2 separate regions of the Homo sapiens genome follow, and region 1 is linked to region 2. The links are chromatin contacts, found by Hi-C in ENCODE. All regions are on one chromosome and are shown on one strand. The core of a region is the stretch at or near the end of the contact, and the rest is flanking DNA. Distances in the headings are between cores, read along the strand shown.

What was found. Hi-C counts contacts between places; a loop is a spot of excess contacts on that map. Pooled maps may share reads with other maps.
Region 1: a pooled map shows a loop between it and region 2 (5-fold over the local background). The contact joins the promoter of MGST2 here to the promoter of SLC7A11 in region 2. A Hi-C loop is called at or near these places in 6 of 50 pooled maps.

The regions. Positions count from the first base shown.
Region 1 is chr4:139,664,400-139,669,253 of GRCh38, reverse strand. It overlaps MGST2 (microsomal glutathione S-transferase 2), which reads right to left and starts at 3,435. Exons shown (of 5, transcript NM_002413.5): 1 at 3,177-3,435. The coding sequence starts at 3,234. RefSeq lists enhancers at 3,211-3,380, 2,677-3,876.
Region 2 is chr4:138,239,128-138,244,083 of GRCh38, reverse strand. SLC7A11 (solute carrier family 7 member 11) reads left to right here and starts at 1,735. Exons shown (of 12, transcript NM_014331.4): 1 at 1,735-2,291. The coding sequence starts at 2,015. RefSeq lists enhancers at 1,481-1,720, 1,190-2,389.

The DNA.
Region 1 (4,854 bases), core at 2,186-4,685, 1.4 Mb before region 2:
CTCTCCTTTGTAAACCAAAAATAAAATTCTAAGCCCCCCAACCATCTAAATGGAGTCCTCCTCTCAGCCAAGGGCATTCCAAAGTTAACCTAAAAAACGAGTTCAGGCCATGATGGGGAAAAGGTGTCAGATGTGCCTCATTATATCCTCCGCCCTTTGGAATTCAGGCATAACTGACCAGCATTAACATTGAAACAGACCTTAATGTTAGTCCAAACTACACCATTTTGTAAGCCCCCTGCCATTTCACAGGCCTTTGTCAAAGTGAAACATTCCATGGGGGTTCGGGCCCTGAGAAATCCTGCCTAGCCACCTGACCACAAGACACAGGAACATCTTTATCATACCCTGCCAAGCAAAGACCCAACTGAAGAAATATCCCTATCAAATCCTGACAGAGCCCAAGGAATATCCCTGGCCAAACCACCTGAACATAAGAACATCTTATCAATATCCTCCAGGGCAGCAAGCCATACTGCCCAAAACCCTCCTGCCCATACCTGTACATACCCCAGCCTGTAAGCAATGGCGGGCTCTGGCATTAAGCTGGTCCCCCACCTCCACAGGTTTTTGTAATAAACCTGTGTTGTTGTAAAGCCTCTCTCTCTCTCCCTCTCCCCCTCTACCCCCTCCCCCTCCTCTCTCTCTCTCTCTCTCTGTGTCTTTCTTGAACCCCACCTTCCCTTTAAAAAATCTAACACTTAAGACTTTTTGTAGAAATAAGACACCAAATTCCAGCCTGACTCCAGTATAGCATCACATGACAGATAGCAGGCCTTGAAAGAAATTGAAGTATTTTACCCTAAAATATATTTCTTTGTCATATTTTGAAATGGTCCTGCAAAGTTGTCTCTTGTGGGGAAAGTCTACATTCTGTAGAAAATCCCTTTCCCTTGCCAGGTCTTTTCTCTGATCCAGGAGAGAATTAACAGAGTCTGGCACCTTTTCAAGTCTCATAAGAAACATTTACAATCTATTCTCTCCAAACGCTGCTACCTGGAAGCTTCATTTGCATAGTAAGAACCTTGGCCTCCACAACCCCTTATCTTAACCCAGGCACTCCCTTCTATGGATTTGAGGTCTGTAGATAAACTCTTTTAATCAATTGCCAATCAGAAAATCTTTAAATCCACCTATGACCTGGAAGCCCATGCCCCACTTCCAGTTGTCCCGCCTTTTGGGACCAAACTAATGTACATCTTACATGAATTGGTTGATGTCTTATGTCTCCCTAAAATGTATAAAACCAATCTGTAGCCAGACCCCTTTGGGCAGATGTTCTTAGAATCTCCTTGGGCTGTGTCACCGGCCACTCGTCCCTCATGTTTGGCTCAGAATACAGCTTTTCAATTATTTTACAAAGTTCAACTCTTCATCAACATCTTTTTTTTTTCTTTGAGATGGAGTCTCGCTCTGTTGCCAGGCTGGAGTGTAGTGCTGTGATCTCAGTCCACTGCAACCTCCCCCTCCCAGGTTCAAGCGATTCTCCTGCCTCAGCCTCCCTAGTAGCTGGGACTACAGGAGCGTGCCACCATGTCCAGCAAATTTGTGTATTTTAAGTAGAGACGGAGTTTCACCATGTTGGCCAGGATGGTCTCGATCTCTTGACCTCGTGATCCACCTGCCTTGGCCTCCCAAAGTACTCGGATTACAGGGGTGAGCCACCGTGCCCGGCCCTAACACCTTGTCATTAAACATTCCCTGTCCACCATTAATCATCATTCACCCAGTCTCCTCTCCTCTCTCCCCACCCCTACCCCCACTCCATCCAGCCCCCTAACATTCTGGCCCCAGTTCACACAGCCCCCTGCACAAGCAGCAAACAGGGAGGATGAGCACCTCTGTCAGCTTTGGGACATCTGTGGACCTGCAGGCCTAGGATAAAGGCGCATGCAGGTTTGGTAGCACCTGTGAGTCAGGATGCTACCAACAGTGAGCCTTAGACCTGCTAAATTAGGTTTAGCCTAAAGCTGCCTTCTGACATATTTTAAGTTCAGCCTAAAGGTTTCTCCGTACATCGTGAACTATATGCTTCCGTTTTCTGGGAGTCGCTTTCCTTTTTCTGTCCATAAATCTTCTTCTACCACGTGGCAGCCCCAGAGTCTCTCTGAACCTATTCCGGTTCCCCATGCCCAACTGTGAATCGTTCTTTGCTCAATTAAACTCAGTTAAATGTAATTTGTCTAGGGTTTTCCTTTTAACAGATCTAAGTGCTTCTTTAATTAGAAACAAATATCCTGCTCTTCTCCACAACAGATTGTGTGAATCAAACCACAAAACGTGAGTCTGAAGGTTCAAGATCTTCATACAATCTCAAAACAGACTGGCTAGGCAAGACATTGAGCATGCACGGAGGCCTGGACTGGATCCTCAGCTGTGAGGCCTTCCTGCTTCTGGCTGTTTGTGTAACCTGAGCAGTCTACGGCTTGGCCCTATTTCCTGGTACAGGCATACTTGGAAATATAAAGAAATATGCATGCTTGGTAAGAAGTCTTGCACTCTTGCACTCGGACCCCTTTCCCCAGCTGACATTGTAGGTAAGATAATATGAATTGAGCAAATGTGACTCCCATGGAGTAAAAGCCCTCTATTTAACCAGGCAGTCGAGATATTGAATAATCCTAGTGGGAAGCTGTTTTAAAATTTAGAGCTAATTACTTAATCTAAAGCTAATATTTCTGAAGGAAGTTTTTTTCAATCTGATAATCATACCACCATAGGCAGTTTATTTAAGAAAACACATTAATTAAAACATCAACGTTCAAGAAATCACAACCAGGTTTAGAAGCAGGCACGTTTCCTTTGGAACACTTGTAATTAATATTCACACCACTTCCTGCAGGTTAGCAGGCTACTAACGCTCGTTTGAACGGGCTGTGGGTCGTAATCACAGATGATGCAGAATCGCTGAGCTCTGAGGCCCCACAGCGTTCCAGTTGGGAGAACTAATCTCTGGAATGTTCTCAGTCTCTGCTTGCCCCTGGGAAGGAGGGTAGCAGGCGGCATGGGTGACCCTGAGGCGACTGTGCTCTGAGGACCCAGAGCTACCTGCAAGGGCAAGTAGGAAACAAAACACCGGACCCATCTCCCTCCCTCCCTCTCTCTCCCGCAAGCCTTGTCACACACACACACACACGCACACACGCGCACACACACGAACTTCCCATGCCTCTTACTTTGCTGACAGGCCGAGAGAATAGAGACAGCAGCCAGCAGGATCGAGTTCCCGGCCATCTTTCTCACGGAACTATTTGTAGAGCGCACGGGAAGATAAATGGCGCTTCTTGACTTTGAATGCTGACCTTCCTTATCGGGTAAACAAAGTTGGGGACCGGGTGGGGGGAAAAGGCTGATTCAAGCGGCTGAATGACCTTTGCTCTGGAACAGAAGTCAGGAAGGCAGGCAGGTCTGGGGCTGCCGGTCACAGATCTTTATGGGGCTGGGAGTTGCTTCCGGCGTTTGTTTTAAGCCTCTCCCACGGCCAGCGGGCAGGGCTGTAGCTCACTGTGGGACCAGCCCTCCAGCCGCAGTGCCAGTTACACTATCTTCTCTGCCAATGCACAGACTCTCTGGATCCCTTTCATCCCCACGCCCTTCCCTCCTAGGGCCTTGCTGAGACCTTTCTCACCTCCTGTGGAAAAAGTGAGAAGGAACTACTTACTTAATCCTGTTGACATTTTAAATGCTAATTTAAGCCAGTTCTAATGTATTCACGCTCTGAATGGCCGATTTAGGATTTGAACCCAGTCTAGCAGATTACAACTGTGCCCTATCCCCTGCACCAGGCTGCCTCTCACTGTCACCTAGAGACTCTGATAATAATCATACTTTTTTTTTTTAAGACAGGGTCTTGATCTGTCACCCAGGCTGGAGTGTGTGGTGGCACGATCATAGCTCACTGCAGCCTCCAACTCTTGGGCTTAAGTAATCCTCCTGCCTCAGCCTCCCAAGTAGCTAGAACTACAGCCACAAGTCACTGTGCCCAGCCATTTTTAAAAAAATAAACCGGCCGGGCGCGATGGCTCACACTTGTAATCCCAGCACTTTAAGAGGCCAAGGAGGGTGAATCACGAGGTCAGGAGATCAAGACTATCCTGGCTAACACAGTAAAACCCCTTCTCTACTAAAAATACAAAAAATCAGCTGGGCATGGTGGCACGAACCTGTAGTCCCAGCTACGCAGGAGGCTGAGGCAGGAGAATCTGCTCTTTAGAGATGCAGATTCTGGCCTGGAAGGATGGCTCATGCCTGTAATCCCAACAGTTTGGGAGGCTGAAATGGGCAGATGGTTTGAGCTCAGGAGTTCGAGACCAGCCTGGGTAACATGGCAAAACCCCATCTCTTAAAGAAATACAAAAATTAGCAGGGCATGGTGGCACGTGCCTGTAGTCCCAGCTACTTAGGGGGCTGAGGCAAGGGGATTGCTTGAACCCAGGAGCCTGAGACTGCAGTGAGCCAAGGTCGTTCCACTGCACTTCAGCCTGGGTGACAAAGTGAGACCCTGTCTCAAACAAATAATAAAAATAAAGATGCAGCTTCCCAAAAACCAGAGCTGGGGGCCTTTCCTCACCCCATCCTACAGCACCATTAGAGGGTATATCTTGGCTCAAGCTGCTATAACAAAGATACCATAGACTGGGTGGCTTACAATAGCAATTTATTCGTCACAGTCCTGAAGGCTGGGAAGTCCAAGATGACAGTGCTGGCCAATCAGTTCCTGGTGAGGGCCCTCTTCCTGGTTTGCAGAAGGACACCTTCATGTTGGAGACAGAGAAAGAGTAAGCTTCCTGGTCACTTCTTATAAGGGCACAGATCCCATTATGGGGGCCTATGCTCATAACCTCACCTGTAGCT
Region 2 (4,956 bases), core at 486-2,985:
AGATTCCTAGTGTCCTACTTTTACCTCATATTTCTTCAGAGCTAATATGTTTCTCTTACTGGGAAAGAAGAGCTGCTCCTTAGGTCCATTAATCAGGAAAATTGTGTGAGTGAAAGGAGATGTAGGAGGAGGAAGAGAATTGGAAAGAAAAGAATCTCTATTTAGCTTCCTTCTTTGGGAGTTTTAGCAGGATTGCATGAGGAAAATGATCCATTTTTGTTTTTTGAAAGACATTAACAACTGAGAAAAAGTATTTATTTTGGTTTTATAAAAACTTTAACTTGGTGTAGCTGAAACCAATTATATAGAATTTAGATAGATAATTTAAAAAGGAGAAAATGTAGCCTCAATTATTTGGATGGCAAAGCATTGAGGTGGTGTCATTTTCTCAGGTGTCAACATAACAGAAAATGGTTCTGACCTTTTCCATGCTACTTTCCTAATGGCGATTTCTCATTTCTTTCTTTGATCATCCTCACCATACTTGACTCCCTTCTTTCCCTGCCAACCTCTCGCACACAGGCTTTTTGTTTGTGGTTTTTGTTCAAAGGTTCAGAAGCTTATTTAATGGTGCGTATAAAGGTAGCTTCAGGGTAATGATAACATTCAATTCTTCTCACTGAATCCAAAACCACATGTAACTATAGCCAAAAATGATATCTAGGATTTCTTTTCTTTTCATATTTGTTTTTTCTTGACACTTGGTTGAGAAAGTTAGAAGGGTTTAAAAATGTTTTGCCTTTTTGACTATTGCAAAGTAAATATTTTAATTTAGCTTACATTTTTAATGCATTTTAAATTTATAATAATAACAATAGTTTATATAATGTGGAAAAAAGTCATACATAATATCATTACTTTCTATAACTACCATTCTGTTTTCCTTTACAGGCTTTTGCTATATACATATTTTTATGTAATTGTAATTGTGTAATTTTGAACTTAGAAATTTTTTTTGGTAATTCAAAGGAACAACATGACAATGAAGGATATGTATCTTTTACATAGTTCAAAAAAATCACCTAGTGCTAATGAGAATCAGAAAATGACTATTTTCTGGAGTCATGGTGAATTTTGTATTAGTCACACTCGGATGGTGATTTAAAATACTGGTTTATTATGAGTAGTAAGAAATAATTTTATCTTTTAATGTTGAGGAAGGCTTATAGTTGTGTGTATGTGACAGAAGTATAAAGTGTAGAATCTTTAATTTTGTAAATATTGGATTTGACTGTATTGCCTTATAAAAAACTCAAAATAAAAAAATAAAAAGCATTACACAAATTATGAAATTCAAACTGTGTTGTTATAAACAATGTAGCTTTAGGATACATTCTACTCACAAAACAGTCGCATGTAAAATGTTTTTATACACGCATTAAAGAAAAAGAAACTCCTTAAAATGAAGTAACTATTTCCTGTTTCATTTTGTTTGAACAGCTTTTGTTGCTCACTACGAGTTGCTTTAAATCTCTGGGAAGGTCTGTTCCGAATTTACTACTTCTGGATTGGCTAAAATCTCTTTAAAGTGTGTGCTTTGTTCTCTAAAAAGCTTAGGTCAGTTGAGCAACAAGCTCCTCCTGTTTTTTTCTTTTTTTAAAAAAAAGAGCTGAGTAATGCTGGAGGCTTCTCATGTGGCTGATGCAAACCTGGAGAATTTGCATCATCATTTAGCTGTAGTAAGTTGGTGTGACAGGCAGGCGCTTAAATACAAGCCCATGAGGAAGCTGAGCTGGTTTGTAATGATAGGGCGGCAGCAGCAGCAGCAGCAGCAGTGGTGGAACGAGGAGGTGGAGAATTGAGAGCACGATGCATACACAGGTGTTTCTGAGTAGTAATTAGATCGCTGTGAAGGAAAAAGCACACCTTTGAGTTTTCACCTGTGAACACTATAGCGCTGAGAGAGACAGTCTGAAAGCAGAGGAAGACATCGATCAGTAACACCAAGAGACACCAAAGTTGAAAGTTTTGTTTTCTTTCCCTCTGTTTTATTTTTCCCCCGTGTGTCCCTACTATGGTCAGAAAGCCTGTTGTGTCCACCATCTCCAAAGGAGGTTACCTGCAGGGAAATGTTAACGGGAGGCTGCCTTCCCTGGGCAACAAGGAGCCACCTGGGCAGGAGAAAGTGCAGCTGAAGAGGAAAGTCACTTTACTGAGGGGAGTCTCCATTATCATTGGCACCATCATTGGAGCAGGAATCTTCATCTCTCCTAAGGGCGTGCTCCAGAACACGGGCAGCGTGGGCATGTCTCTGACCATCTGGACGGTGTGTGGGGTCCTGTCACTATTTGGTGAGTGCGACTTTTTCTCTCGTGGGGGCGTGGCTGTGGGGCTGGAAAGCTTGCTTTCTGGGAAAGCAAATGGTAGTTTTTGAGGAGTGAATGGATGGCAAAGGCCACACCAAATTTTTAAAATTTTTGTTCGGGTACGTGAACTACCCAGATGCAGCATCCGCTGTTGGTGTGATCTGGAACACCCTCAAATTGCTTCCTACAGGCTGTACTTTCTTTTCCTGACTAAGACAGGCTATCTTCTGACTTTTCTCTGTGGTGATGAGAGCAAAGGCTAACTTTCATGACCCAGTAAAAAACATGCACACTTTCTGTGCCGGGCAGTTGTACACTTAGCTTGGGCATTCTGGCAGCTGGCATGCTGAATGAGACACCTGTGAAGTGGAACCTGGCATGGGCTATTTAGACATAGAACGGAGTGTTCAGCAGAAGTCTTACTGACTTTTTATTAGCCAAACAAATGGGTGGCAGTCTTTATAAAAATATTTTTTAAGTTCATGTGCTTGTCACCTCTTAATATCCTTTCAAAAGTCCTTGACATGGGAGAGATGTATGATGGCGCATAACTCAATCCCTATCATAATGGGGTATATTGCAATGGCCTGAGCATATTTCAAATTACTTTTCAACCTTTCATCTCTTCTCAATACCCATACACTTTTGCAATATAAGTTTTAAAACTTCAGTTGGGCGTTAGTTTTCTGTACTTGCCCAGATCTGTTTTTTTCATTATATTTCACTTGTTCTCCAGGGACACAGAGAATTTGTCCACCTGTTCACTAAATTAATCTGAAGGGAACTGGCAGAAGTATAATTATGAATTTTTCTTCAAAGTTTATGTCTCTTCTATTGATCTGAGAATTAATAGTAAAGAGGTAAATAAATGCCCCCTTATGGAGTAGGCAAATTACTAGAGAGCTACCTGAGTTTGTTGTAAAGATGATAAAAACTGGTGAACTGTCAAACATTAAATTTGATTTATGCTATGAGGATTTATTTACTCTTCTTGGGAAAGATTCTGTACTTTAAAGTTGCTCTTTGTCTTAACTCTGGGACTAACACTAACTAACAAGTACTAACGCTAACTCTAGGACTAATTAACAAGTACTAACTCCTGTTCCCATGTGTACCAATCAATTCATTCTTTCTACTCAGGCCTTGTGATGTTTTAAATCATTGGTTTGACACTCATCTAGAGAACTCAAATTCCATTTTTTTTTTTTTTTTGAGACAGAGACTCGCTCTTTGCCCAGGCTGGAGTGCAGTGGTGTGATCTCGGCTCACTGCAACCTCCGCCTCCCAAGTTCAAGCAATTCTCCTGCCTAAGCCTCCCGAGTAGCTGGGACTACAGGTGTGTGCCACCACGTTGGGCTTATTTTTCGTATTTTTTAGTAGAGATGGGGTTTCACCATGTTAGCCAGGATGGTCTCGATCTCCTGACCTCGTGATCCACCCACCTCAGTCTCCCAAAGTGCTGGGATTACAGATATGAGCCACCGCGCCCGGTCCTCAAATTCCATTTTTAGGAAGAAGTTATTTTAAATAGAACTTGTTAAAACAAGTAGTATAGAAAGATTTATAGAGGAATTATTTGGGGTTTTTAGAGAGAGTTTGTGGTATTATTTATAACTAACTTGTGCTTTATTAAATATTCAGTAACAATTGTGTATCATTATTTCCCAGTATTACTTCCCATCTTTATAAAATAATTTGGAGTAATATCATTATGAAAAACTCTAATAGTACCCTTAGCCACTATTAATATTAAAATAGCTCTGGTATATGCACTTATAGAAAAAGAGAAACCTAATTGTTGATCATCTTAAATGATTTTGTGCACCCTCAGCCTTTAAATCTTCCTACAGCACTTTATATATTCAGAATAAATCAATATCTAATCAGAAAAACCACAACCAGTTTACTGGACTTTGCGTACTTATGTGCATGCAGCTTCCACTATGTGATTCAATTTTTGCACATAATAAAAGATTATTCAGATGTAATAAAATAGATCAGTATGAGTATTGAACTAGTTAAAGTGTGTTGACTTGCACTATGAAAATATGCTTATGCATAAGTATTACATATCATCTGAAGCAAAAGCTCAAAAAAAAATAAAAAGAGAGAAACAGCTAAGGAGACTAGCTAACATTACACTTGAGTTGGTATTCTTTGATTAGTAATTGCAGGGAGTGTGCTCTTGTATTAATCTACTTATCTTTATTTGCATTGCATTTGTCACTTAAGTTACCAGAAGCTTTTGGACAGGAGTGCCTCTGTAACAGCAAGCAAAGCAAAATCTGAAGAAAAAATAATCCTTCTTTTTAAAAAGACTCTAGAACTTTGGGACCAACTGTAAAGAATCTGTACATTTGGTTTAATACATATATATACTTTTTTTTTAAGTGAAGGGTCAATACATGGATTTTTACATCTTGTTTTGAACTTTTTTCATCTGGGCAAAATGGTTATGAAGCTTGAGACCTTTAAATGAAAATCATTCCCCCAGAACTCAGTTTAAACCTAGGGCAACCATCCTGGAGTTTCAGTAAAGCATATAGAGGTCTAGGTATTGATTCTCTGACAATAAATTCTGAGGTACTTAAGACTCTTCCCAATAACATTTTATATTGGATCCTTTTCTGGACAGCCTACCAACATGGCG